5 separate regions of the Homo sapiens genome follow, and regions 2, 3, 4 and 5 are each linked to region 1. The links are chromatin loops, found by intact Hi-C in ENCODE. Cell type or tissue: endothelial cell of umbilical vein. All regions are shown on one strand. Links, peaks and the distances in the headings refer to the core of each region. The heading gives the core; the rest is flanking DNA.

Region 1 (5,826 bases), core at 471-5,470:
GTGCTGGGATTACAGGCCTAAACACCTTCCTCCCCTTTCCCTATGTCCTGCACCTCTTCTTACCTAAGTGTATCGGCACCTGATTGTCCAGCTGAATCATTTTATTCCGCGTGGGAGCCCGAGTTGGTGTGATCGTTTATAGTACTATGTGTGCTCACCCTTGAGTGGTTGTACTATTGTGTTATTAGCCCCCTTTTATGGATGGAGGAACTGACACACAGTTGTTGGGGGAAAAGCCAGAATCCAGAGTCACACAGCCTGGCTCTGTGTTCTCCGACACTGCTGCCTGCACTGCGGCTGCTATCGGGGAGCAGGTGCTGGGAACCTGCTGCTTAGGGGACAGCTAGTGTGGCTGCATCTACAGGCCCTAGTATGGAACACATTGCTAAGAAGCAGGCTCCTAGCACAGCCCCGTGGACTGTGTTGGTGGCATTCAGAGGCCACCTTCCTGCCTCGGCTGCATTCACTAAAATGAAAATTACCAGGACTTTGTGCTTTTCAGGGAAAGCCTGGCTGCCTCCCACTGTGTCCTTGAAAGCTTGGCGTTCCAGCCCTGCCTGGTTATCACCACCTATGAAATCCATTTACTTGTTACACCAGCGGTTCTCAAGTCTGGCTGCACACTGGAGTCAGCTTTAAAAAATACTGAAGCTTTGGGTTCCACCCTGAGGTTCTGAATTAATTGACCTGGGGTGAGTCCTGATATAGAAGCTTCAGAAGCCTCCCAGGTGATTCTAATGTGGCCAAGTTTCGGAATCATTGCTTTAAACTTTCAACTTACCTTTTTTTTTGAAGACAGAGTCTCGGTTTGCTGCTCAGGCTGCAGTGATCACAGCTCACAACTCCTGGGCTCAAGTGATCTCTCCACCGCAGCCTCCTGAGTAGCTGGGACTACAGGGACCATGTCACCATGCCCAGCTAATTTTTTACTATTTTTTTTTTTCAGCTGGGTGCAGTGGCTCACGCATGTAATCCCAGCACTTTGGGAGACCAAGGAGGGCAGGTCACCTGAGGTCGGGAGTTCAAGACCAGCCTGGCCAACATGGTGAAACCCTGTCTCTACTAAAATTACAAAAATTAGCTGGGAGCGGTGGTACATGCCAGTAATCCCAGCTACTCTGGAGGCTGAGGCACGGGAATCACTTGAATCCAGGAGGTGGAGGTTGCAGTGAGCCAAGATCATGCCACTGCACTCCAGCCTGGATGACAGAGTGAGATGCTGTCTCAGAAAAAACCAAACCAAACCATATATATAGTTTTTTTTCAGCCCAGGCTAACCCCAGACCTATCTTAAATGTTTCACTGAGGATGGCTTTCTCGAAACTTATTCATGTTGCCTGTCCTGCTTCAGACAGGCTCCCCAGGAAAGGACCCAGAGGTCTGCACTTCTGCTGGGCTCACATCTGCCAGTCAATGTCAGGAATGTGCTTTGTTTCTGCTGGGTCAGGAAGTTTAGTCACAGTTGGCTTTCCTTATTTGGGGCCTCTGTGTCTCCAGGGTCAATGTGGTAAACCGCTCAGTCCAGCCTGCAATGGAAATGGCTCCAACCCCAGCCCAGCAGCTTCCTTTCAGGGTGGTGTGGACTGGAAGGGATCCTATCTACCTGTGTTTGCCATCTAACCTCAAGAGTGATAAATGAGGTTCACCTCACAGTCAGGAAATGTTGACATTAAACCAAACTGAAAAATACTCATGCTAACTTGCTGCCTTCGAGTTGAGACAAACAAGATGTAGAACATGCCAGTAACTGTCAGACCCAAGTTCCATGATTTACTTCCCTCCAGGATCAGTTCTCAGACACTGGTCATGAGAACCTGGAAAGGGTTAGTATCTGGGGTTTTATGTGGGATGATTGCATTAAGTTAGGCAGGAGAATGACTTTGTTACTGTCATTATCTGGAGATTAAGTATAGTTTAAGGAAATGCATATGGGTGTAGAGCTGACAAGGGGGGAACCATGATGGCTTTGATATATCAACTTGACGATTCCCCAGTTATTCAATCAAATACTAATCTAGGTATTACTGTGAAGCTATTTTGCAGCGGTAATTAAAGCTACTAATAAGTAGACGTTAAGGAATTATCCTAATTACTCTAGATCTGCCCAACTCCATAAGCGAGGTGTTTTTTTGTTTTTTGAGAGTCTTCCTCCATCACCCAGGCTGGAGTGCAGTGGCGTGATCTCAGCTCACTGCAACCTTCACCTCCTGGGTTCAAGCAATTCTCCTGTCTCAGCCTCCTGAGTAGCTATGACCACAGGCACACGCCACCACTCCCGGCTAATTTTTTGGTATTTTTAGTAGAGACTGGGTTTCGCCATCTGGGCCAGGCTGGTCACAAACTCCTGACCTCAGGTGATCCACCCACCTCAGCTTCCTAAAGTGCTGAGATTACAGGTGCAAGCCACTGCACCCAGCTAGTGAGGTGGTCTTAAAAACCGAGGTTTCAAGACAGAAATTTCACCTGTGAAATGACAGCTTCACCCAAGCCCCTGGAGTTCCAGCCTGCTGCTGGCCATTGTCCCTTCCCACTGGCAGCCCTGTGAATTTCAGACGTGCTTATCCAGGCCCCACAATCAGAGGCCAGTTATTACTTTTGAGAAAGGCTCTCACTGTGTCACCCAGACTGGAGTGCAGTGGTGCGATTTTGGCTTATGGCAGCCTTGACCTCTGGGGCTCAAGCAATCCTCTGGCCTCAGCCTGCTGAGTAGCTGGGACCATAGCTACGCCGACATGCTTGGCTAACTTTACCTCTCCTTATTGGTTCTGCTTCTCAGGTTAAATCCTGACATTAACAATGAACAAGAATGTCCACAAGAGGGCTCCCCAGCTCCCTGACTGTGCATTGGAACGCGCAACTCAAGATACTTCTTTTAGGGAGAAAAATCAAGTAATAGAATATGGGACCTCTTAAGGTGCAGATGGCAACCACAGTTTCTCATCTCTTTATTTTTTTTGAGACGGAGTCTCACTCTTGCCCAGGGTGAAGTGCAGTGGTGTGATCTTGGCTCACTGCAACCTCCACGTCCTGGGTTCAAACGATTCTCATGCCTCAGCCTCCTGAGCAGCTGGGGTTACAGGCGCATGCCACCAAGCCCAGCTAATTTTTTATTTTTTTTCGAGATGGAGTCTTGCGCTGTCACCCAGGCTGGAGTGCAGTGGCGCAATCTTGGCTCACTGCAACCTCCGCCTCCTGGGTTCAAGTGATTCTCCTGCCTCAGCCTCCTGAGTAGCTGGGACTACAGGTGCCTGCCACCACGCCTGGCTAATTTTTGTATTTTTAGTAGAGATGGGGTTTCAACATATTGGCCAGGCTGGTCTCAAACTCCTGACCTTGTAATCCACCAGCCTCAGCCTCCCAAAGTGCTGGGATTAGAGGCATGAGCCACCGCACCCGGCCTCATTTTTGTATTTTTAGTACAGGCGGGGTTTTGCCATATTGGCCAGGCTGGTCTTGAACTTCTGACCTCAGATGATCCGCCTGCCCTGGCCTCCCAAAGTGCTGGGATTATAGGCATGAGCCACTACAACTCGCTTCATCTCTCACTTTTTAATAAACGTATTCTTCACACCCCGTGTTCAGCATTACCCTAGAACAGTACTTGCTGCAACATTCAAGTTTTCCATCTGCTTAATCCAATGCAGTGGGCAGCAGCTACAAATGGCAGCTACCGGACACATGAAACCTGAAGCTTGAGAAACCGAGGAGTGGAATTCATTCATTTAAATCGGGTCCTGAGGTCTTCTTGATGCCCTTCTGCCTTCCTGCCCAGAGCTCCCATTTAATCCTTCTTTCACCTGCTTTCCCCAGGAAGAGACCCTGGGAAGAGAACATCTCTTCCCAGGATGGTCACCTTTACCCTGAAGTCCTTCTGGTCTGAATATGGCTGTGTAACCTAGTAGCTACCATCCTTAAGATTATCTACAAATAGGCCTGCATTTGAAGTTTCTTCCAAACAAGGTGTCCAAACAAAGTCTCGCTCTGCCTTCCAGCTTAGACTCTGTTTTGACCCCACTATCCTGGAGGGACCGTGTATGTCTCTTCTCTTGCCTTTGCCTCTGGTTCCCTTCCCAAGGACCCAGGAAAATGACCCCAATGGATCCTCATCCTTTTCTGTTACGACACCAAACCTTGGTTCTCAAAGGCCGACACCCTTTCGCCAGGGGCCCCTGAACACTAAGGACAGACCCAGATTGTTCCAGACATACACAGGCACACGGAGTATTCTCATGGGTCACTGAGGCTTTTTATTTTGAGCACAAAACCACCGGGGATCTAGCCTGTGGCCACCCCGGAGATGACACGAGGCTCACATGACTCTAGACACTTGGTGGAAAGTGAGGCGAGAAAAACAATGACTTGGGCCAATTACACGACTGCAAAGCTAGAGCTGCCAACAGGGCTCCAGGGAGCTTGGCTTCTGTAGAAGTTCTAAGGAAGCGGTACGAACTCCACGGCGGTGGGGCGCTAACTAGCAGGGACCCCTGCAAGTGTTGGTCGGGGGCCTCGAGCTGCCTGAGCTGACACGAGGGGAGGGGTCTGTGTAGCCAACAGGTGACCGAAGGGCTTGCCTGCCCACAGCTTACTTGGCCAAGGGGTTTCTGAAGTTCCTGCCGGCAAACTTAGCCTTGCTGCCCAGCTCCTCTTCAATTCTTGGGAAGGAGAAAGGTAAAGAGATGGGGAGGAAAAAAGAAAAGTCAGACCTCAAGTTTTAAGTTTTCCCATCCTAGATGTGGTCAAAGACACAGCCCCACTCCTGGGAAGTTGAGAACACAGAACTCTCCAGTTTGTCCACCTTCTTTAAACCCTCTAAACTTGTGCTTCTCTGAGAAGCCAGATATAGAAAAGTATTTAGTTCTCCTCATCCCAACTCACCATGCTAGGTGCCCTCCACCCACCGCCCCTTCTCTTCCTCTCCTCTCCCCGTCAGTGTTGCAGAGGAGCAAAGTAAAATGTCAGCATTGCCATTTCTTGGAATATAAAAATTCTAATGCTTTTGTTTTTTAAAAAATATTGAAGGGACAACAAATAAATGGCATGGGGAGAAAAGGAGAGTGACCTTATTAAAAGACAAAATGTGTGAGCTGTTTGGATCTTGATGTTAAAAAAAAAAAAAAAAAAAAAGGCCAACACATTTTGGGGCCAGGCACAGTGGGAGGATCACCCGAGGTCAGCTTGACCAATATGGTGAAACCCCGTCTCTATTAAAAATACAAAACAATTAGCCAGGCATGGTGGTGGGCACCTGTAATCCCAGCTACTCGGGAGGCTCAGACAGGAGAATTGCTTGAATCTGGGAGGCAGAGGTTGCAGTGAGCCAAGACTGAGCCACTGCACTCCAGCCTGGGCGACAGAGTGAGATCCCTCTCAAAAAAATAAAAATAAAATTCCCCAGCAAAAAAAGAATGGGAGTTTGAGGCTGCAGTGAGCTATGACTGCCCCACTGCACTCCAGCCTGAGTGACATGGCAAGACCCTGTCTCAAACAAACAAAACAACAAAAAAGCCCTGCGTCTACTGTTCACCTGCTTTTTTGTATATGTTTGAAAATTTCCAGGATACAGTTTGAATGAAGGGGTAATATGGGAGAACTTAGCGGGGTGGCGGGCGGGGGGACAAGTCTCCTGGTGTTCAGGGGCTTCCCAAGGACACAGACAGGAAAGGGAGACCAGAACAGCCCCACAGCGCTCACAAGTGGAAACCCAGCCATGTGCCCTTCGGCCTTTTCTTCCTCCCTCCCAGCCCTGGCTCCACATCCACAAACAGGGGTTAAATGCGCTGAAACAGATCATATGAAGGAGCTCTCTGAAAGCTCTAAGAAAGTCAT
Region 2 (5,826 bases), core at 610-5,609, 150 kb after region 1:
TCTCCATTGTCGAGTACCCAGGGACACAATGCACTGCGGAAGGCCACAGGGACCTCTGCCCAAGAAAGCCTGGGTATTGTCTAAGGCTTCCCCCCATGGAGATGGCCTGAGATATGGCCTCGTGGGAGGGGAAAGACCTGACCGTCCCCCAGCCCGACACCCGTAAAGGGTCTGTGCCGAGGAGGATTAGTGAAAGAGGAAGGCCTCTTTGCAATTGAGGTAAGAGGAAGGCATCTGTCTCCTGCTCGTCCCTGGGAACGGAATGTCTCGGTATAAAACCCGAGCGTACGTTCTGTTTACTGAGATAGGAGAAAACTGCCTTATGACTGGAGGTGAGACATGCTGGCGGCAATACTGCTCTTTACTACACTGAGATGTTTGTGTAAAGTCAAACATAACTCTGGCCTATGTGCACATCAAGGCACAGCACCTTTCCTTAAACTTATTTATGACACAGAGCCTTTGCTCACATGTTTTCCTGCTGACCCTCTCCCCACCATTACTCTATAGTCCTGCCACATCCCCCTCACCAAGACAGTAGAGATAGTGATCAATAAATACTGAGGGAACTCAGAGACCAGTACTGGTGAGGGTCCTCCGTATGCTGAGCGCCGGTCCCCTGGGCCCACTGTTCTTTCTCTATACTTTGTCTCTGTGTCTTATTTCTTTTTTCAGTCTCTCATCCCACCTGACGAGAAATACCCACAGGTGTCGAGGGGCTGGCCCCCTTCACCCTGTGATCGACAGGACAGAGCTGGGCACGCAGGCTGGGATTCACGGTGCAACCTGCAGCCACGGGGTGGAGAAAGGAAGCCACGTCGCCAGGAAGGCAATGGCATTCAGAGCCTTGGACTCCTTAATTGATGCAATGACGGCAGCTCGGGTATCCATAGCAATTGTGGAACTTGAAAAGTTTTACTTTAAAAAAGTGCATCTATACATCATTTAAATTTTGGTGCCAATGTAGAATCGGAAAATCGAGTCTTAACCAATCAAAATTCACGTGCCGGCCCCTTCCTCCAGGTCATTCCTCAATGGCTAGCCTTGGAACTTCTCAGCTAAATATGCATTGTTGTGGGTATTTAATAATATCCATAATTAAGTTAAATGGGGGCAACGACAAAAGCCTCCGTGCTATTATCCTCCCCAGAGCCTGGGGCCGGGAGGCCCATTGTCATAGAAGGAAGCCTTGAATATGGGCTCCCGTCCTTCATGCAGGGCCACTAAAAGGAAGTTTCCTTGGCAGGAGAGGCTGTGGGAGGCCCAGCATCAATGGTTTCTTCTTTCTCCTCTGGAAGCTTCACCCTGTTTCTCTTGGCAAAAATGCGGTTTATCTCCACAAATGTTTTGCCCTTGGTCTCCGGAATAACCACGTAGATGTAAATCGCAGTGAGGAGGCAGATTCCGGCAAAGATGATGAAACTGTAGGCACCGATGGCCTCCTAGACCAGGAGACGAGAAAGACAGGAGGGGGCAGAGAAAGGCAACAGTGCTGATTCAGCTGAGCACGTTGGCTCATGCCTGTAATCCCAGCACTTTGGGAGGCCAAGACAGGTGGATCACCTGAGGTCAGGAGTTTGAGACCAACCTGGCCAACATGATGAAACCCTGTCTCTATTAAAAATACAAAAATTAGCTGAGCATGGTGGTGTACACCTGTAATCCCAGCTACTTGGGAGTCTGAGGCAGGAGAATCGCTTGAACCCAGGAGGTAGAGGTTGCAGTGAGCCAAGATCGCGCTACTGCACTCCAGCCTGGGCAACAGAGCGTGACTGTCTCAAAAAAACAAAAACAAAAACAAAAACCCCAAAACAAACAACAAATAACCAATGCTGGTCGAGGCCTTTGTGAGTCCATAAAGGAGTTGCTTGGCAGCCAGTTTTGTTTCACTCCTGGAGGAATGATATAGCTAGAAAACTGTGATCACTAAAGATTGTTTGCAGGAAAAAAAAAAAAAAAGCTAGAAATTGGATTCCCCCTCACCCTATTATCAAAAAGAATCTGGTTGGGTGCTGTGGCTCACACCTATAATCCCAGCACTTTCGAAGTTTGAGACCAGCCTGGGCAATATAGCAAGACCCCATCCCTAAAATACATAAATAAATAAATAGCCATGTGTGGTGGCCCATGCCTGTGGTCCCAGCGACTTGGGAGGCTGAGGTAGGAGGATCACTTAAGCCTGGGAGGTCAAGGCTGCTATGAGCTGTGGTTGCACCACTGCATTCCAGCCTGGGTGACAGAGCAAGGCCCTGTCTAAAAAAAAAAAAAAAAGACTGCTTAACCTTTTGACAGTAGGGGTTTATGGCCTCTGTGCCCTGAAGGTGCTGAGAGCGCAGAGTTTGTGGCCCATCTTGTCTTCGGAACAGAGGAAGGAAGCGGTGGGGGATCTGCACCCTGGCTCTGGCTTTGTTTGCTGGCGCCTTTGAGCTCCGCGGACCAGAGCCCCTAAGCAATAGCCCTTTACAATGTCAGCAGGGGATCACCCTTCAGTAACTGAGAAACCGGTGTCTTCAAGGGTTTGCAGGCAGTGGGGCCACGTGTGTCTGTGGACCCTTGGATGTGTCTGAGAGCCTGTCCCCACCTTGCTGGATTCACAGATGTGCTTAGCGGAAGGGGAATACATCTTACTCCCTGGAGGCCCGGTGGAGCGGGTTGGGGAAGGGGCCCTCACTCACCTGGATGGATGGGAACAGGAAGCCTATGATGAAGTTGGTGAGCCAGTGCACTGCCCCGTCCACCATGAAAGCTGCCCGCCGGGAGGACTGCAGGAAGATCTCGGTCCTCACCACCGAGGGGACAGGACCTGGAGGGCAGAGCAGGATGGGTGGGGCGGAGAAGGACCCAGGTGTCCCCCAGGGCTGGCGGGACGCGGCCCACTCTAGCCTCTGACCTAGGACCCTCAAGAGTACCAGCTGGGATTGGGGACTGGAAAGGAACCCTGCCTTTACCCACAAAACCAGGGCGTGATCAGAGCAGGAGCTGCAAAGATCCACTTTGCAAAGTCTGGTTGGAGAGCCTGGAATTGAATTTCCATTGCTGCTTCTTCAAGGCCAATGACGCTCCATGAAGGTTTGCAGAAAGTAAATGGATGGGAAGCTTCGTGGGAGCAGCAGGAGTGAGTGGGCTCCAGCTCACAGGCAGCAGAGCTTTCTGAAAGAGCTTCCTTTGCGCTGGCGTCACTCTGACTTGAGACCGCCCGCGCTTGGGAAGTGCCGCCCTCCTATGGCGGATCTGGGTATGGCAGGGCCTGAGGGCTACACCTTCTTGGACAACTGTTTTTCATTATCGCTTCCTTAAGAAGCCTTGTCTAAAATGTCTAAAGCCATTTTTGTTCCCTAATCGCCACTCCCATGAAATTTTAATACTGTGCGTCTGTTTAGGTCCTGCATATATAGATATCTGTAGCTTTACACAAAGAAAGAGGAAGATTCTGTCCCTCCTCCTCCAAGCTTCCCACCCCCGCTTAGGTGGTGAAATGGCCTCATTGAAAAGGTCCGGTCTCACAGATCACTGGAGGTCAGGAGTTCGAGACCGGCCTGGCCAACATGATGAAACCCCATCTCTACTAAAAATATAAAAATTAGTCCGGCATGGTGGCGTGTGCCTGTAGTCCCAGCTACTCAGGAGGCTGAAGCAGGATAATCTGTTGAACTCGGGAGATGGAGGTTGCGCTCCAGCCTGGGCAACAGAGTGAGACTCCAACTCAAAAAAAAAAAAAAAAAAAGAAGGAAAAAAAGAAAAGGACCGATCTCCCTCTCTGGATGGACATGGAGAAGAATTCAAAGCCCCTGAATGAAGCTGGGATGTCAAGTGCAAACTCCTGCAGCCCAGTGACTTGGGGCCCGGGCCCCTTCTCCAGGGCCCTGACCCCAAAGTGGACGCCGGCAGGGATGTCATCTGTCCTGCCTTCCTCCTGTCCACCACAACAACAGCAGCCAATAGTCCTTAGGTCTAAGTTGAATGTCAGATCAGCCCATGCTCTGACCTCGCGTCTGCCGGCACACCTGATCACCCCGTTCTTGGAGAAGCACCATGGCTTGCTCCAGGTGACACACAGGCAGTGGGGGCAGAACGGCTTGGAACCCGGCCAGGTCTACACACACTGGCACTTTTCCTTTGAGGTTCTGCTGCCTCCACGTTTGAGGTACACTGGGAAGGCGTCCTGCTCTAAATCCCCACCCGCTCCCCTTTATTTTTTAGACAGAGTCTTGCTCTCTTGCCCAGCCTGGAGTGCAGTGGTGGATCTTGGCTTACTGCAACCTCTGGGTTCAAGTGATTATCCTGCCTCAGCCTCCCGAGTAGCTGGGACTACAGGCGCCCGCCAACACACCTGGCTAATTTTTGCATTTTTAGTAGAAACGGAGTTTCACCTTGTTGGCTAGGCTGGTCTCGAACTTCTGACCTTAAGTGAACAGCCTGCCTCCCTCCACCTCTCAAAATGTTGGGATTACAGGCATGAGCCACCATGCCAGGCCTAAATCCCACTTCTTAAATACCCTTAAATACAAGTATGTGGTCTCATTCATGTGCCTGACACAGCACAGTGTAAACAGGTATTCCGCCAATGGATGTTGAATGAATTAAATACCTTCATTTTGGTTTATGGACAGTGCTTTCAAAATGAACATTCTTCAGGGAATGTTATTAGAGTCTTCACAGTCAGGGGTGTCTTTTCCCAGGCAGGGAGAAGGAGGTTCAATTCTCAGGACACACTAGGGAAGGAGTCTGGAGTCTCAGAGGCTGCCCAACAGGTGGGCCCAGGTGGAGGCCCGAAGCCACTGGCAACAGGACATTGGGGACAGTGTAATAAGGGACTGTAGCTGGCAGTCAGCGGGGATAGAAGGCAGTTGAGCCTTGGGTGTGCTGTGGGCTTGGAGGCTCAAGTGAGTGTCTGGAGGGTGTGGATGTAAACCAAGGTGCCCCAGGGGTGTCTGACTGGCATAAGCTCCCTCTCTGCAAAAGCTCATGTCCTTGTTGGGTGCCAGACCTGAGTCTGGGCCCCCCTGGGAGCCACAGATGATCAGTGGGGCGCTGGCCTGGCTGGCGCTGGTTGAATGAATGCACATGGCCTGGAGTGCCATCAAGGCTGAGAACTAAGAACGTGTGGGATCTGCGTGAGCACGGGGACCAAGGACGTCCATTCACTCAGCAAATATGTGTCGAGCACTGACTGTGTGTCAGGCCCAGGAATGGACCAGGATGGCCGGGGCGAGGGAGGCGTGCAGGTACTCACTGGGCCCAATGGAATGTCCCGCGATGTAGGCAAAGACACAGATGATGCCGAGGTAGGACAGCTCGGGGACCCTGTTCTGTGGGGAGAGGCAGGGCTGTCTGGGCTGAGGCCAGGAGCCCCACGTGCGGGGGGGTCCACCTGCGGGTCCCACCTTCCTGCCCCAGGGAGGAGCTGCACCTAGATGTCTGGGCACCTCCATGGACCTTGAGGGCTCTGTGGGCAAGAGAGGAAGGCCAGTGAGAACCAGGCCTTGTAGCCTCCCACAGGGCTCCCTCCAGCCTCACCTGATGAGCGTCATGGAGAACGAGGGGCATCTACCTTTGAGTTATTTTCCTGCCAGGTGCCATTCTCTGCACTTTACAAATCACAAATATTAACTCATCTGATCTTTGTGATACTCCTCTGCCCTCTGAGTGACTCTACGATTCTTTCTTTTTTTTTTTTTTTGAGACAGAGTCTCGCTCTGTCGCCCAGGCTGAAGTGCAGTGGCACAGTCTTGGCTCACTGCAGCCTCCGCCTCCCGGGTTCAAGATTCCCCTGCCTCCGCCTCCTGTAGCTGGGACTAGAGGCGTGCGCCACCACGCCCGGCTTAT
Region 3 (5,826 bases), core at 586-5,585, 58 kb after region 1:
ACGCTTTTCAAGCTCTGAGCTCTTGAGAAGACCACTGAGCTCAAAGTTAGTCCAACAAATAATGTTCATCATACACAGCATCTTCTGTTTAAGAAGGCAGGAAATTGGCCGGGTGCGGTGGCTCACACCTATAATCCTAGGACTTTGAGAGGCCGAGGCTGGCAGATCACTTGAAGTCAGCAGTTCGAGAGACCAGCCCACATGGCGAAACCCTATTTCTACTAAAAATACAAAAAATTAGCCAGGCATGATGGCGTGTGCCTATAGTCTCAGCTACTCGGGAGGCTGAGGTTGAGAATTGCTTGAACCCAGGAGGCGGATGTTGCAGTGAGCCCAGATCATGCCACTGCACTCCAGCCTGGGCGACAGAGCGAGACTGTATCAAAACAATCAAGCAAAAATGGTTGTTGTCAACACAGTGGGTAACATCTGAACCAAACAAGCCAGGAAATTGAGCACTTGGTTTTAGAAAACTTTTCATCCAAAAAGGGTTAACAGATTTATAATGTGAGTTTAAAGGGGTCATCTCGAGTTTTCAAGAACATTCATTTATGCCAAGCAGCTCCTTCTCCACTGATATCAAAGATATTTTACTGTAGAGGGCACCAAATACACCCCTTCATTATTTTCTCCTTTTAAAGAAAACAGGACAAATTAGTGACCTGGAAGGTTTGGATAAAAACACATCAGAGAAATCATTGTTTTGAGAGTTCTTTTCAGCTTAATTAATTCACATTGGCTGCTCAAATTCATTTTAGGTCTGGAGGCGATTTTCAAACAAAATGTTATGACAGAGATCATAACAAAGATTTGGAGCAAAGATTTCTGTTTGCTGAGCTGTCACTCAAGCTAAACAGATAGCAACAGGGAATCTTTAGGCAAATTAACTTTCCCCTGAATGGGTTCTTTTATCCTGTCCATCTGCATTCATTCCCATGGGTACTTCGAGACCGAGCTAACAAGTCAGATATACATAATAAAGAAAATTGCTCAAGGGAAAAAAAAATCAACTGTTCATTTGGGAAAATGTGGTGCTAGTCTAAATACAATTCTCTATTAATTTCAAGGGGTCTAAAAATCTATCACCAGTTCTTCAAAAAGTTAAACAGACTTATCCTGTGGCCCAGCAATTACATTCCTAGGTACGCACCCCGAAGAACTGAAAACAGATAGTCAAACAAATACTTGCACACAAATGTTCATCGCAGCACTATTCTCAATAGCCAAAAAGTGGAAATTACTCAAAATTCCATCAACAGATGAATGGAGAAACAAAATGTGGTATATACGTATACAACAGAATATCATCCAGCCGTGAAAACAAATTAACTACTGATGTGTGATACAACGTAGATGAACCTCAGAAACATGACCTTAAGTGTTAAAAGCCAGACATAAAGATCATGATTCCGCTTATGTGAAATATATGAATGATCCCCTTTATACGAAATATTCAGAATAGGTGAATTTATCAAGACAGAAAGCAGATCAGTGGTTGTCAAGGGATGGGGAGGGGGGAATGAGGAATGACCGCTAATGGGTACGGGGTTTTCTTTCGGGGTGATGAAAATGTTTTGGAACAAGATAGAGGGGCTGGTACGCAGCATCTGTGAAGGTACTAAATGCCACTGAAGTGTACTTTTTAAAAACGTTAATGTGGTGAGGTGCGGTGGCTCACGCCTGTAATCCCAGCATTTTGGGTGGCTGAGGTGAGTGGATCACCTGAGGTCAGGAGTTCGAGACCAGCCTGGCCAACATGGTGACACTCCGTCTCTACTAAAAATAGAAAAAAATTAGCCAAGTGTGGTGGCGGGTGCCTGTAATCCCAGCTACTCAGGAGGCTGAGACAGGAGAATCACTTGAACCCAGGAGGCAGAGGTCGCAGTGACCCGAGATCTTGCCATTGCACTCCAGCTTGGACAAGAGCGAAACTCTGTCTCAAAAAAAAAAAAAAAAGTTAATGTGTCCAGCACAGTGGCTCAAACCTGTAATCTCAGCATGTTGGGAGGCTGAGGCAGGAGGATCACTTGAGCCCAGGAGTTCGAACCAGCCTGGCGCACAGGATGAAACCCTGTCTCTACTAAAAATACAAAAATTAGCCGGGCATGGTGGCACGCGCCTGTAGTCCCAGCAACTTGGGAGGGTGAGGCAGGAGAATCACTTGAACCTGGGTGGTGGAGGCTGTGGTGAGCTGAGATTGCGCCACTGCACTCCAGCCTGGGTTACAGAAGGAGACTATGTATCAAAAAAAAAAAAAAAAAAAAAAAAAAAAAAAAAGTCCGGGCGCGGTGGCTCACGCTTGTAATCCCAGCGCTTTGGGAGGCCGAGGCGGGCAGATCACGAGGTCAGGAGTTTGAGATTATCCTGGCCAACATGGTGAAACCCTATCTGTACTAAAAACACAAAAATTAGCTGGGTGTGGTGGCTCGTGCCTGTAATCCCAGCTACTCGGGAGGCCAAGGCAGGAGAATTGCTTGAAACAGGGAGTTGGAGGTTGCAGTGAGCCGAGATCACACCACTGCACTCCAGCCTGGCGACAGACTGAGACTCTGTCTCAAGAAAAAAATATATAAAAAAAGTTGCTCGTGCCTGTAATCACAGCACTTTAGGAGGCCGAGACGGGAGGATTGTTTGAGCCCAGTAGTTCAAGATCAGCCTGGGCAACATAGCAAGACCCTGTCTCTATAAAATAGGAAAAAAAAGAGGTTAATGTTGTATTATATTACTTTAATTTTACCCCAATATGAGTTTGTAAACAAATCAAGTTCTCTGTAAACAAGTATTTGATGGTCTGGAAAATGGGATTGCCTCAATATCCAAACAGCCGTTTCTGGGCAGCTTCCTGACCATCCGGTAGGTTTCTTGGTCCAGCCCTGAGTCTCCTTGGCAATGCATCAGGGAGACACCAGGCTCATTCCTCTTTCCTCGTGGCTTCCATATCTTTCCATCCCTCAGCCCTCCGCAGAACCAGCTGTTTGCGGTCACACCGTGGATCTTGTATGAAGCAAAAACAAAAAAAACAGGGCCAGGCGCGGTGGCTCACGCCTGTAATCCCAGCACGTTGGGAGGCTGAGGTGGGCAGATCACTTGAGCTCAGGAATTCAAGACCAGCCTGACCAACATGGTGAAACCCCATCTCTACTAAAAATACAAACATTAGCCAGGCACGATGGCTCATGCCTGTAATTCCAGCACTTTGAGAGGCCAAGGTGGGTGGATCAAACTCCTGAGGTCAGGAGTTTGAGACCAGCCTGACCAACATGGTGAAACCCTGTCTCTACTAAAAATACAAAAATTAGCCGGGCATGGTGGTGTGCACCTGTAATCCCAGCTACTCGGGAGGCTGAGGCTGGAAGATGGCTTGAACCTGGGAGGCAGAGGTTGCAGTCAGCCAAGATTGTGCCACTGCACTCCAGCCTGGGTGACAGAGCGAGACTCTGCCTCAAATACAAAAACAAAAACATAACAAAAATTCTGCACAGTATTTTTCTGACCACTGGGTGTCATGAGCGTACAATAAATGCTTCAGCTGGAAAAACTGCATATTTACAGGACTGCCTTCAATATGGTGGTGGTTCTCCTGACTGCAGGGGATGCGGCAGCAAGTAATAAACCCTTCAAAAGTTGCTTTGTTTTTGCAAGCAAGACATTGAGAAGCAGAGAAAATGTAGACAGTTGAAGATAAACAAAAACACAGCACTGGCTGCTTCTTTGCGTTTTCCAGAATATTTCAGTGGAGCAGCTGTTACGGGAGGAATATAAAAATCTAAAGTAAGGCTGGGAGCAGTGGCTCACTACTGTAATCTCAACACTTTGGTAGGCTGAGGCAGGAGGATTGCTTGAGGTCAGGAGTTCAAGACTAGCCTGGGCAATATAGCAAGACTCTGTCTCTACCAAAGCCAGAAAAAAAAAATCTAAAATAAAGTATTCTTAGGGACACCTCTCAAGAATTGTAACTAAGAGGTGGGCAAGGTGGTTCCTGCCTGTTGTTTCAGCTACTGAGTTTCAGGCTGCAGCGTGCTGGGATAGCACTTGTGAATAGCCACTGCTCTCCAGTCTCGGCAACATAGCAAGACCCTGTCTTTAAAAAAAAAAAACAGTTCTGAAAGAAAAATGAGCAACCTTGAACCCTTTGGCCTCAGACAGTACAGGGCTTGCTCACCTAGAAAGTTAAAATAAAGAAAGTGGGCCGGACATGGTGGCTCACGCCTGTAATCCCAGCACTTTGGGAGGCCGAGGCGGGTGGATCACCTGAGGTCAGGAGTTTGGACCAGCCTGACCAACATGGTGAAACCCCATCTCTACTAAAAATACAAAATTAGCCAGGCATGGTGGCACGTGCTTGTAATCCCAGCTACTCAGGAGGCTGAGACCAGAGAATTGTTTGAACACGGGAGGTGAAGGTTGCAGTGAGCCGAAATTGTGCCACTGCACTCCAGCCTGGGCATCAAGAGCGAAACTCCTCAAAAAAAAAAAAATAAATAAATAAAATTAAAAAAGCAAGCAAGCAAGTGGTTGCTTATTGTCACTATTTATATCCCAATGACTGGTCTTTTAATTTTACTAGAGAGCAACTTCCTTGTCAATTGCCCTGAACAGAGTTGATCTCACTTCAGAGCAGTATGATTATGAATTTTCAGCTCTACCAAGTTTTGGCATCAGCATTTCCTCATTGATAAAAGTACTCTTGATTTCTTCTCTCAGCTGGGGTAGCTCAGAGAGGCCTGAATGTGCAAACCAGTACCTTTATTTATTCTTCTTGGCTGTGGAAAATCGTCCATTATAGGAATATTGTTAACATTTTTTTTGGGGTGGTGGGGGTCGGAGTCTTGCTCTGTTGTCCAGGCTGGAGTTCAGCGGCATGATCTCGGCTCTCTGCAACCTCCGCCTCCCAGGTTCAAGTGATTCTCCTGCCTCAAGCTCCTGAGTAGCTGGGATTACAGGTGTCTGCCACCATGCCCAGTTAATTTTTGTATTTTTAGTGGAGACGGGGTTTCACCATGTTGGCCAGGCTGGTCTCGAACTCCTGACCTCAAATGATCTACCCACCTCAGCCTCCCAAAGTGCTGGGATTACAGGTGTGAGCCACCGTGCCCGGCAACGTTTTTTTATATAATGTTTTTTTGAGATGGAGTCTTGTTCTATCGCCCAGGCTGGGGTACAGTGGTGCAATCTTGATTCACTGCAACCTCTGCCTTCAGGGTTCAAGTGATTCTTGTGCCTCAGCCTCCTGAGTAGCTGGGATTACAGGCATATGCCACCATGCCCAGCTAATTTTTGTATTTTTAGTAGAGATGAGGTTTTGCCATGTTGGCCAGGCTGGTCTCGAACTCCTGGCCTCAAGTGATCTGCCTGCCTTGGCCTCCCAAAGTGCTGGGATTACAGGTGTGAGCCACAGTGCCCTGTCAACTTTTTTTTTTTTTTTAAGTTAAGAATGAAGGTCAACAAATTAAGTTGGAAGTAAACCGGGGCTCTTGATAGGTTAAATCTAACACATCCAAGGACACCAGGGTCATTTATACCAACAGGGTCTGTCTACAAGTTATAAGGTTTTAATGTGTTTTATTTTAGAGATGGGGTCTCGCTAAGTTGCCCAGGCTGTATTTGAACTCCTGGGTTCAAGGAATGCTCCTGCCTCAGCCTCCCAAATAGCTGGGACTATAGGTGTGTGCCACTGGGCCCAGCTTAATTGTTCTTAAAAGCCTATCTATGTTCATGAAGGTCAAAGTGTTGAAATCTGGCCATGCAGGGTGGCTCACGTCTGTAATCCTAGCACTTTTGGAGGCTAAGGCGGGCAGATCACTTGAGGCCAGGAGTTTGAGACCA
Region 4 (5,826 bases), core at 489-5,488, 290 kb before region 1:
GCGGCCCCCCAGGCTCTCTGGCCTTCAGCCTCAGACAGAGTTGTACTATAGGTTCCTTTGGTTCTGAGGCTTTTGAACTTGAACTGAGCCATACTATCAGCTTCCCCGCATCTCCAGCTTGCAGATGGCCTGCGATGGTCTAAATGTTTGTCACCCTCAGAAACTCATTCTGAAACTTAATCCCCAATGTAACAGTATTAACAAGTGAGGCCTTTAAGAGGTGATTAGATCACAAGGAGCCTGATAACTCATTAATTCATTGATGCATTCATGGGTTAACGACTTATCACAAGAGTGAGTCTCTTATAAAAACCAGGTTGGCTCTCTCTTGTGAGCCCTACTGTCCTGGATGCCTTCTACCACATTATGGCACAGCACAAAGCCCTCCCCAGAGGCCAACCAGATGCAGCCCCTTGACCTGGGACTTCACAGCCTCCAGAACTATAATAAATTTATTTTCTTTATAAATTACCCAGTCTCAGGTATTCAGAAAAAAAGACTAAGACATGGCTATCATGGGACTTAGCTTCTATGATGGAGTGAGATTTATTATTCCCTTAATAAATCCCCTCTCATCTGTCTGTCTATCCATCTGTCTATCTTTCTATCCAGCCAGCCAGCCAGCCAATTGGTTCTGTCTCTCTGGAGAACCCTGACTAATACACTGACAAATACTAAATGTCAGATTCAGCTTTAAAAGTTCAGTTTTGAAGGGTCAATTTGGCAAGACGAAATTTCGCAGATAAATTAAAATCCTACCCTTGGACCTCCAAAATCTGCTGACCAAACACAAAAATGAATCCCATTCTAAACAGTATTCTCCCAGCAGCTCTGGTTTTATCAGATCAACATTCTGAAGCACAAATTTTCTCTTTGGTCCAAAGGATTTCTCCCATAAAGGAAGAAAAAAATAGCTATTCGTAGAGAGTGTAATAAGAAATTGTCAAATTCCCCCTTAATCCCTACTAAAGCTTTAAACAGTCCATTAAATTTCTTTAAAAGCAAAAAAAAAAAAAAAAGAGTACAAATATCACAAAATTTGACATTTTTGTAATAATACTTTGGTTGTTGTTTGGTGACGGCGGTGATGGCAGTGATATTATTCATTTGGAGGGAATTAATGACTTCTTACACATGACATAGCCAGAAAAGTTACAGAGCTCAACCACACATCAATGGTGGGGTCAGACTTTGCGGTAATGAGCAGGATGTCAAAGAAAGGGTGGGGAATTTCTCACATTATTTAACATCACATTATTTTATAAGTAAGACTTACCAACTTATGATTAAAGATACATGGCAGAGATTTTACAATTAAAAACCGATGATGAGCTACCATGATAATATTTCCTTGAGGTTGGGCACAGTGGCTCACATCTGTAATTCCAGCACTTTGGAAGGCAGAGGCATGAAGACCGCTTGAGCCCAGTAGTTTGAGACTAACTTGGACAACAAAGTCAGACTCTGCCTTTACAAAAAATTTAAACATTAGACAGGCATGGTGTCATGCTCTTGTAGTCCCAGTTATTCTGGAGACTGAGGCGGTAGGATCTCCTGAGCCCAACAGCTAAAGGCTGCAATAAGCTATGATGGCACTGCCACACTCCAGCCTGGGTGACAGAGCTAGACCCTGTCTTAAAAAAAAAGAAAATATTTTATTGACTCAATACACTTTTTACAGAAGGACCTCTCAAACATCTTAAGCTTCAAGATTCCTTAGATTCTTAAAAATTATTAAAGAGTCAAAGAACATGGGTTATAGCTTATCAGTACTTACTGTATTTAAAAATAAAAAAATTTCTGGCTGGGTGCGGTGGCTCATGCCTGTAATCCCAGCACTTTGGGAGACTGAGGCGGGCGGATCACGAGGTCAAGAGATCGAGACCATCCTGGCCAACATGGTGAAACCCCGTCTCTACTAAAAATACAAAAATTAGCTGGGCATGGTGGCTCGTGCCTGTAGTCCCAGCTACTCAGGAGGCTGAGGCAGGAGAATTGCTTGAACCGGGGAAGTGGAGGTGAAAGTGAAATTGCGCCACTGCACTCCAGCCTGGCGACAGAGTGAGACTCCATCTCAAAAAATAATAATAATAAAAATAAAAAAATAAATTTTTTTGTAATTTATGAATTCATTAATAACAGTAATAAACCCACTACATGCTCGTGTTAACATAAATAATTATAACAAATAACTATAATTTTTAGAACGAACATAATGTAGGAAATGAGTAACACTTTTATTTCTGCAAATCTCTTTTACTTCTGGCTTAATAAGAAAACAGATTCCCATATCTACTTCTGCTTCTGTATTCAATCTGTTGAGCTATATCACACATCATTTAGCCTTTTGTGGAATGCACTGTACACTCCTGAGAGAATGACAGTGAAAAAAAGCAAATGACGTCTTGGTATCATTATGAAAACAGTTCAACCCTACAGACCCCTGGACCATAGTTAAGAATGGCTGGTCTCTGAGATGAAGTCGACAAGCTGCACAGATGGCTCCAGGTGCCCTCTCTTTTAGACACAATCATTTAAATAAAAAGTATGCTCCCGAAACAGCACAATGACTAGAGATTTTAAGGCACAAATTCATTTAGATGTCAGATACTATTAAAAAAGATTTCATTATTATTTATACAACCAAACACTCCAGACATTCCAGTAGAGAGCAGAAGTTACACAAGAAGAAAAATCTAAATAGGAAGCTCTCATTGTCAAATTTAAGGTATCTTTCCAAAAACTGAGCTCAGGATATAAAAGAAATATTTAAAGCTTGATTCAAACAAGTATTTGTCTACATTAAAAAGGTATACTACTTTAAAACAACGGTGAACCCTTGAAGCTGAAAGCATGCAGAAAATAATAACCTAGATAATTTCCGCTATTCCAGGCAACTTTCTGGCCATTTCAAAAATGATACTGCTTCCTACCTGAGAAAACTGGCATCATTAAACAAAACCTTTAAGAAAAAGAAAGATATTAGCTTACAATGTTAACTGAATCATATCTTTTATAATGACTAATATACCTAATTTATGTGAATCTAGCAATATTCCGCCCTCTCCTGGTGATATGCTTTTTGTACCACTGCTGTCTGAATTAAACCCTGAGTGTAGAGTTGGTAACACAGTAAAGTAATTTTTAGCAACACAAATATTTGCACTTTTAAGAAGCACTAGAGACACAGTTTTAGAAATTACTGACTCAAAAGTTGGCCTGCATAATAGGAATCCAAGTACAGCCAGCAACTTACCAATAAACAAATTCAAATAGTTGGATAAGAAAAGGGAAAATCAGCAGGAACACTAAAAAATTATATTTTCCTGGTTTACGTAAATCAGTCTGTCTTATCTTAAATATCTTAATTATTTCTTCTCTTCCTTTAACTTAAACCAAAACAAAGACGGTAACCTTTAATACTAGTTAGTCTATTTATAACCGTTCCATCTACAAACATTTTTCTAATACAAACATGCCCTGATAGCTTATCTTGGTGCACATGCCAGACAACAAAGGCCCACTGGCCTGCTGGAGAGGAGAAATGGAAAGCAGGAAATGAGAAGCCTTAGTTAATCTCCAAATAATCGATCAGTGTATTCAGTCAAGTGTGAGCTGAGCTGGGAAAATGCTGCTTTAAAAAAGAAAGAAAGAAAATCAAAGAGCATGTGACTGGAGCCACAATTCATTTTAAAATAGGGTAATTTTTGTCAAAAAGATTCTGCATCACGTTCAAGCACCAACAACAACATACGGAAATGTTCATATCTTCTGCAGTAAGACCCCTTCCTTTAAAATCTCTTGTCATCTTTTTTCAAAAACAAGTTCCAACTTTTGGGCTTTGTTTCTTATTTCAGTTTATCTTAATTATTGAGGTATAATTTACATACACACAATAAAATTAACTTATTTTGTTTCTACTAGTTTTGACAAATGTATAGAGTTGTGTAACCTCCACCAAAATCAAGATAGGCAACATTCCCATTACCACAAAAAGACCAACTTCCATTACAGAATCAACATTTGCTGTGATGAAAAGGCTTTGGGTGCCAGTGTTGCCAGAAAAGCAACATTCTAATCTAACTTCCTTCCTCCATTTTAGCACACAGAGAAGTTAATATGGAGAAAAACAATTCAGAGTCTGCTGTGACTCTTCTATCTATTGCTAGAGAATACTACAGACAGGAATCCCATGATCTTTAAATCAAGTAATCGGCTAGATAAAACTTCTGGGCTAAGAGGTAATATGGTCTCAGGAAATTCCTAGAACATACAACAGTTTTAGCGACAAGTGATATAAAAATAAACAAAAATAATTTCAAATTAGATCTGAGATATACTTTCCTCAAACTATATAAGGAATATTTATTGGGCATCTGCTAGGCACCAGACACTGTTCTGGAGATGGTTGCTGAGTATATAGAAGTGGGAAAAACAGGAAGTCCCAGTCCTGGTAGAACTTCCATTCCAATGGAGGAGAAGACCCCTTACCAATTCCCCCAACCCTCTCCTCTAAAATGTCCAATAACGGTTAAGTGCTTTTAGAAAGTTATGATGAATGAAATCTGCCACTTAGTAACCATAAATCCTAGGCAAGTAACATTTATTTACACTGTTATTTAATCTCTTTGGATATTATTTTCCTTAAAATTAGTGGTCTTCTCAAAAGTACTTCAGGATAGCAGGAAAAACTGTATTGTGACCTGATATGTCATATACAGAGACAGGTTTAAATAACCCTAATGATTCCATACACCAGTTTCTCTACCTACAGGACCTAGGAGGAAACCTAAATGTCTTGCTTGCTTGCTATCCTGAGCGTGTTCATGAAAACTCCCAAAGGTGGCTCTACTTTCTTGCTTTATCTTTCTTATTTTTCTTTTTAAAGTTTTATTATGAAATATTTGACAGGCAGAAAGGTATAAAAATAACAGAACCATCTGTACCAAACATACCTAAAGCAACAAAAACATTATCGAACCTAAAGAAGCTGCCTGTGGAACCTGCCTACAGCCCAGAGGTAACCACCACCTTGAATTCACTGATCATTCCCATCCAGTACTTCATGCTTTTACTTAATATATATATATAACTAAAAATACATAAGGTATTATTTTGCATGTTTTTATACTGTACATAAATGACACTAGACTCTTTGAGTTCTTCTATAATATGCTTTGTTCTTTCAGCATTACACTTACATGATCCATCCACGCCCTAGTTCACTTATTTTAAGTGACATGTATTACCTTCATATACAGCACATCACAATGTGTTCATACATTTTCCTGATAGTAGACATTTGGGTCATTTCCAGTTTTCCACCATTACAACCTTGGTTGTAATAAGTATTCCTATATATGTTTTCACACATAAAACTTTTCTATTCAAATTATTTCGATTACTCTGAATGTTTGGTATCACAGCTAAGTGTTCAAATTTTGGTATTGGTAAAATGTTGTTCACAGTGTCTTACTAAGTAATTTAAATATATATTAAAGGCTAAAAAAGTTTATGTCTAAGCATGGTTTTAGATAAAGCCATTAACTGTGATGTGTTGCCTTTTATTTCTGGAGACAGTCTCACTCTCACCCAGGCTGCAGTGCAGTGGCCCAATCACAGGTCACTGCAGCCTTGACCTCCTGGGCTCAAGCTCTCCTCCTACCTCAGCCTCCTGAGTAGCTGGGACTCCAAGCAAATGCCACCACGCCCAGCTAATTTTTGTACTTTTTATAGAGATGGGGTTTCACCATGTTGCCCAGGCTGGTCTTAAACTCCTGGGCTCAAGCAATCCTCCCTCCTCAGCCTCCCAAAGTGCTGGGATTA
Region 5 (5,826 bases), core at 324-5,323, 130 kb after region 1:
CAGGAGGCTGAGGTGGGAGGACAGCTTGAGCTGGGAGGCAGAGGTTGCTGTGAGCCAAAATCGCACCACACTGCACTCCAACCTCGGCAATAAAGCCAGACCTTGCCTCAGAAAACAAAATGACAAAACAAAAAACAAAAAAAGTTACAAACATGTTGAGCAACAAAAGCAAGTCCAGGAAAAAATAGCGTAGTATTTATAAAAAGTTGAATAACAAAATAATGATGTACATACACAGTTAGGTGCCAAATCACAATGTTTTAGTCAGTGATGGGTAGTGTAGTCGACGGTGGGCCCAGAAGATGGTGACACTGTATTTTCACTGTGCCTTTTCCATGTTTAGATACGTTTAGATACAGTAATACTTAGCATTGTGTTACAGCTGCTTACAGCCTTCAGTAGAGTAACATGCTGTGAAGCTTTGTAACCCAGGAGCAGTTACACTGCTCCACAGTGTGGCCACACCACAGAGCCTAGTGTGGGTAGGCTATGCCATGTGGGTCTGTGCAAGTACACCCTACGGTGTTCACACAATGACTCATGACACGTTTCTTGGCACATATCCCTATTGTTTACTGACACATGACTGTATAATGTCAAGGAGACACAACACATAGTAAAGGTAATTAATAAGAAAAACACCGAGCAGGGGCAAGTGGCTCACGCCTGTAATCCCAGCACTTTGGGAGGCCAAGGTGGGAGGATCACTTCAGCCCGGGAGTTCAAGACCAGCCTGGGCAACTTGGTGAGACTCTGTACCAAAAATACAAAAATTAGCTGGCTGTGGTGGCAGGCACCTGTAGTCCCAGCTACTTGGGAGACTGAGGTAGGAGAATCACTTGAGCCTGGAAGGTTGAGGCTGCAGTGAGCCGAGATCACACTTCTGCCTGGGCTACATAGTGAGACCCAGTCTCCAAAAAAGAAAGAAAGAGAGGGAGGGGGAGGGAGAGAGAGAGAGAGAAAGAAGGAAGGAAGGAGAAAGAAAGAAAAAGAAAGAAAGAGAGGGAGGGAGGGGGGAGAGAGAAGGAAGGAAGGAGAAAGAAAGAAAAAGAAAGGAAGGAAGAAAAGAAAGAAAAAAGAGAAAGAAAAGGAAGGAAGGAGAAAGAAAGAGAGAAAGCAAGCAAGCAAGAAAAGAAAGACATGAAATTAAGTGTAGTGGTGATATCAATTATGAGGAGGGATGGAAGAGAACTCAGTCTTTAACGACTTACTGCAGAAGGTGGGTGGTGATACATGGGTATTTATTACTCTTTATTACCTTTATTACTATTTATCCCTTTAAAATAAAAATCTGATTACATCATTTTCCTACTTCAAAACTTCCGGTGTTTCTCATGACACTTTTTTAAAAAATTAATCTTTTATTCAATGTTATAGGTAGTATTAAAAAGTGTGCTATAATCTCTCTTTTTTTTTTTTTCTGAGACAGTCTCACTCTGTTGCCCAGGCTGGAGTGCAGTGGCGTGATCTTGGCCCATTGCAACTTCCACCTCCCAGGTTCAAGCAATTCTTGTGTGTCAGCCTCCCGAGTAGCTGGGATTCCAGGCATGCACCACCACGCCTGGCTAATTTTTGTATTTTTAGTAGAGACGGGGTTTCACCACGTTGGCCAGGCTGGTCTCGAACTCCTGACCTCAGGTGATCCACCTGCCTCGGCCTCCCAAAGTGCTGGGATTAGAGGCGTGAGCCACCACACTTGGCCCCCATTACACCTTGAAGGAATTCCGAAGCCCTAGCTGTGGTCTGCCTCCCTGGCCCTGGCCGCTTTCTGGGCATCATCTGTCTCTGCCCTCCCTTTTCTCACCGAGCTCTGGTTGCAGCGTTCCTCAGAGACACCAAATGTGTTCCGGCCACAGGGCCTTTGCACATGCCGTTCTCTGCACTGAACATGGGGCATGGATCTCTCCTCCTCCTTGTTGTGCTTCTTTACTCACCTCACAAAGGCCACCAGGCCATCTTCTGTTTTACCCCAGGGATGACAATGAGCTTGAGAGGATGGCTTCTTTGCCCTTGTGCCCTGAGCTGTGAGCCCAGAGCTCAGCCAACTGCTCCCACTGTGCTCCTATTCAGGGAGGGCTCGCCTATGGAAGCGGCTGCACAGTGGCTCTAGAAAGAATATGTCCTGTAGGAGGGAAGGGCTGCCCTCTGGGTGGAATCATGGTGGTCTCCAGAAATCTCCTCCACTGGATTCCTGGGCTGGAGGAGCCACGTGCTCCCTGCAGCCACCTAGGGCCACCGGGAGATTCTGGTCTGAGGCAGGAGTGCAGCTGCAAATGCAGAAAGCAAGGCTGGGGTGTCTGGGATGAAGCAGGCCGGAACTGGGCTCAGCACCGAGCTAGCTCTTGGGATGTTTTATTTACCAGGGTCATTCACATTTATGTTGTCCTTCAAAAGATCCTGAAAGTTCTTGGGCATGGTGGCTCATGCCTGTAATCCTAGCACTTTAGGAGGCCATGACAGGAGGACTGCTTGAGCCCAGGAGTTCAAGACCACCTTGGGCAACATAACAAGACCTTGTCTTTACAATAATGAACATAAAAATAAATTTAAATAAACATTCCTGAAAATTCCCATGGATCTCAGCCTGTCTTGAGTCTCTCAGCAACACCATGAGCGGGGAACTCTGATTGCCAAGGTACAGGTAGAGAAACTGGGGCCCAGCTTTCATTAGCAACAGAGCCAGGATTTGAACTCAGGTCTCAGACTCTAAGCCAGTCATCTTTCCATCATTCTATGACTCTTCCCTTTGCGATGAAGGAGGGGGACCCAGGCAATACTCCCATATGACTAATGGATCCAGAAAAATCATTACTTTCAGAACCTACAAAAAAACTTTGAGGACAAAAAGCGTGGGTTTCTGAAGCACCTTCAGCCCTGAGCAATCCCAGCACTTTGGGAGCAGTGAGCAAGCTGTCATTTTCCCTGCGCTTCTCGCAGACCTGGAAGCACAATTGTTCCAACAGTGACAGTTTACAGGGTGTTCATTGGCACTCACTGTGGTTCTCACGGAGGAATGGCAGGCTTGGCGCTCAGCCTGGGAGAGTCTGCTTTCTGGAAAGGCAAATAGGAGCCAGGAAGCTGCTGGTTGGACTGAATCATGCAATGAGAATTTCCTGGGGCTGGGCATGGTGGCTCACGCTCGTAATCCCAGCACTTTGGGAGGCCGAGGCAGTAGGACCGCTTGAGCCCAGGAGTTTGAGACCAGCCTGGGCAACATAGCAAGACCCTGTCTCTACAAAAAATAAACAATTAGCTGGGCATGGTGCTGCACACCTGTGGTCCCAGCTACTCCGGAGGCTGGGGTGGGAGAATCGCTTGAGCCCTGGAGGCAGAGGTTGCAGTGAGCTGAGATTGCACCACTGCACTCCAGCCTGGGCAACAGAGCAAGACCCTGCCACAGACAAACAAACAAAGAGTTTCCTGAGGCCCTACTGTGGCAGACACCCCTCCTGCAGGTCAGGGTTGGGCGGGAGGCAGGTGGTCCCTGTTGCTGCCATGTGAGTCCCTCCAGGTGTGCCTGCTGGGGGTGGGTCCCACCTTGGGCAGCAAAAAGGGTGAGTCAAGGGGGACGAGCAGGTATCTCCCAGATGCAGAGGTTCAAACAGGATCGGAGAGAGGTCGGGAGGCCAGGGCAGGTGGAGCAACAGGAAGTGAGCGAAGGGCTGTTTTTTTTTTTTTTTTTGAGGTAGGATCTCACTCTGCCTCCCTCGCTGGGGTGCAGTGGTGTGATCACAGCTCACTGCCGCCCCGACCTCCTGTGCTCAAGCAATCCCCCTGCCTCAGCCTCCCGAGCAGCTGGGACCACAGGTGCACAACACCACGCTTGGCTAATTTTTGTATTTTTCGTAAAGACAGGATCTTGCTATGTTGCCCAAGCTGGTCTGGAACTCCTGGGCTCAAGGATTCCTCCCACCTCGGCCTCCCAAAGTGCTGGGATTATAGGCATGAGCCACCATGCCTGGACCTGAATTTTGTTTAAAAACTAAAACTAAGGAGCTGGGCATGGTGGCTCACCCCTGTAACCACAGCACTTTGGGAGGCTGAGGTGGGCGGATAACGTTAGGTCAGGAGTTTGAGACCAGACTGGCCAACACGGTGAAGCCCCATCTCCACTAAAAATACAAGAATCAGCTGGGCGTGGTAGCGCGTGCCTCTAATCCCAGCTACATGGGAGGCTGAGGCAGGAGAATTGCTTGAACCCGGGAGGTGGAGGCTGCAGTGAGCTGAGATCGCCCCACTGTACTCCAGCCTGGGTGACAGAGCGAGACTCTGACTCAAAAAACAAACAAACAAACAACAACAACAACAAAACTAAAACTAAAAAAAAAATCCAAGAAGAAATAAAAGGCCTTCCAGTGCTATTACTTTTGGGCTAACATTCACTTTATAAACTACATTGTTGAGGCCAATTTTGTTTTCTACAAACCTCCTAGAAGCTGGAGAGCACGCGTGGGCCCCCAGCCACAACGGGGCATCCTCTCCCAGGGACAGCAGAAAGAATCGTGTTCTTTAAACAGCCACAAAACCACGTTGTCAGTGGGAAGGAAGTCACTGAGCAACTGCTCCCGAGGGGCAGAAGCTGGGAAGACCCTAGTGGGGCCTGGGATCTTGATGTTCTAATATTGGTTCCTGTAAATTCATGTTGCTCAGTACAAGTTTTGAGAAACAAAACATCCTTCCTTAGACACAGCCCGTTAGCTGTTACATGGTGCTGGCCGTGGGTGTTCCTCTCACCAGTGCCAGAAATTCTCTGAAAGACCTTCTGTGTTGGTGTCATTTTGTAAACAAAAACAAAAAAACCCCCAAAACCTAAAGCAAGGAAGGTTCTTGAACAGATTGGAGGGGTCAAGCAGAACCAGCAGCCCCGACAGAGGAGGTGCTGCCCTCCAGTGGCGTCTGTGAGGACAGCAGGGGCTGTGCCCAGGAGACCTCAGAAATCATCCAGTCCACCCCCTCCCATTTTTAATATTGGTAAACTGAGGTACAGAAGATCTATAGAGGTCTCCAGGTAAGTTAATAGCATATCAAGGACAAAGGGCAGATTGCGTGTCCCTGCACTGTTCCAGTGGGATGTGGGGGGCTCTGGACATGGGGATGTTGGTCCCTGTTTCCTCTATGCACTGCTTAAGGAATTTCCAAGCACCCTCACACCTGAATAATGGGGGTCCCCCACCCCACCCACAGCTGAAGGGACGGTGGGCCAGCAGTCACTCAGGTGCCCCCTCTCAGGCCTCAGTAAGTGATATCTGAATGCCAAGGCCGTGCAGAGGGGACCACGATTGGCACCTGGTCACCCTAAAACTCACACAAGTGTATGCTGGGGAGCAGGTGCTAAGCCCTTCGCAGGAAAGCCGCTGTCCAGGGAGAAGGATGCAGGGCTGGAGAGAAGCAGAGGAGGACCTCTGGGCTTCCGAGGGGGGTCAGCGTGGCGGGGGTGGTGAACGATGACCTGCTGACAACCGCCGGACCGGGCTGTACTTCCTGCCCTTGACTTACACAGAAATTCCCTGCAGGCCTCGGTTGCATTTCTGCTCTTCACAAATACACCGTTCCCAACTAAGACAGCACGCCTTTGATTTTGTTGGAGCCTCAGGGACAGGCTTTGCTATCTCCACGTCCTGACAATGACGCTGGGACAAGACAGTATACCCTGACACAGCCTCTCAGTGGGATGCTGGGACCCAGCTCCAATTCCTGTGCTCTCATCGAGCCCTTGGACCCCTGGAGCTGGCCTATGGGACACGTCAGCAAGAGGTGGAGGGCGGGGTGCATTTTCCAGGTGGCTCCAAGCAGTCTCAGCTCCACCAAGGCAGGACCCAGGGCTGA

Evidence for each region. Hi-C counts contacts between places; a loop is a spot of excess contacts. Peaks named below come from ENCODE experiments on the same cell type or tissue, not always from the same donor. Only the 100,000 strongest peaks of a DNase experiment are listed, where the experiment ranks them.
Region 2: it touches region 1 in a loop (3.0-fold over the local background); 11 of 110 quality-filtered maps call a loop at or near these places.
Region 3: it touches region 1 in a loop (4-fold over the local background); 10 of 110 quality-filtered maps call a loop at or near these places.
Region 4: it touches region 1 in a loop (3-fold over the local background); 63 of 110 quality-filtered maps call a loop at or near these places.
Region 5: a loop joins it to region 1, with 9 times the contacts of the local background. A loop is called at or near these places in 42 of 110 quality-filtered maps.

The regions. Positions count from the first base shown.
Region 1 is chr1:8,856,778-8,862,603 of GRCh38, forward strand. It overlaps ENO1 (enolase 1), which reads right to left. Exons shown (of 12, transcript NM_001428.5): 12 at 4,223-4,652. The coding sequence ends at 4,583. Among named protein-coding and RNA genes, the nearest start is that of MIR6728, 6.9 kb to the right of the region's middle. RefSeq lists an enhancer at 5,753-5,826. In endothelial cell of umbilical vein, for the core only: a CTCF peak has its summit at 2,815 (motif pointing right); DNase peaks (open chromatin) are centred at 1,514 and 2,824; H3K27ac peaks cover 2,367 bases.
Region 2 is chr1:9,002,077-9,007,902 of GRCh38, forward strand. It overlaps SLC2A7 (solute carrier family 2 member 7), which reads right to left. Exons shown (of 12, transcript NM_207420.3): 10 at 5,234-5,309; 11 at 2,676-2,803; 12 at 897-1,442. The coding sequence ends at 1,224. Among named protein-coding and RNA genes, the nearest start is that of SLC2A7, 21 kb to the right of the region's middle. RefSeq lists enhancers at 2,205-2,733, 2,734-3,260, 5,681-5,826 and a silencer at 2,973-3,252. In endothelial cell of umbilical vein, for the core only: a CTCF peak has its summit at 3,235 (motif pointing left); a DNase peak (open chromatin) is centred at 3,225; H3K27me3 peaks cover 394 bases.
Region 3 is chr1:8,914,770-8,920,595 of GRCh38, forward strand. All of the region lies in intron 1 of LINC03153 (long intergenic non-protein coding RNA 3153), which reads right to left. Among named protein-coding and RNA genes, the nearest start is that of LINC03153, 9.2 kb to the right of the region's middle. In endothelial cell of umbilical vein, for the core only: a CTCF peak has its summit at 3,510; a DNase peak (open chromatin) is centred at 3,512.
Region 4 is chr1:8,568,255-8,574,080 of GRCh38, forward strand. The region is part of intron 4 of RERE (arginine-glutamic acid dipeptide repeats); the gene reads right to left. Among named protein-coding and RNA genes, the nearest start is that of SNORD128, 76 kb to the left of the region's middle. In endothelial cell of umbilical vein, for the core only: a CTCF peak has its summit at 3,071 (motif pointing left); DNase peaks (open chromatin) are centred at 2,407, 3,197, 3,497 and 4,117; H3K27ac peaks cover 2,413 bases.
Region 5 is chr1:8,983,340-8,989,165 of GRCh38, forward strand. No RefSeq gene overlaps it. Among named protein-coding and RNA genes, the nearest start is that of SLC2A7, 40 kb to the right of the region's middle. RefSeq lists enhancers at 2,811-3,312, 5,118-5,618. In endothelial cell of umbilical vein, for the core only: a CTCF peak has its summit at 4,896 (motif pointing left); DNase peaks (open chromatin) are centred at 532, 3,022 and 4,802; H3K27ac peaks cover 2,421 bases.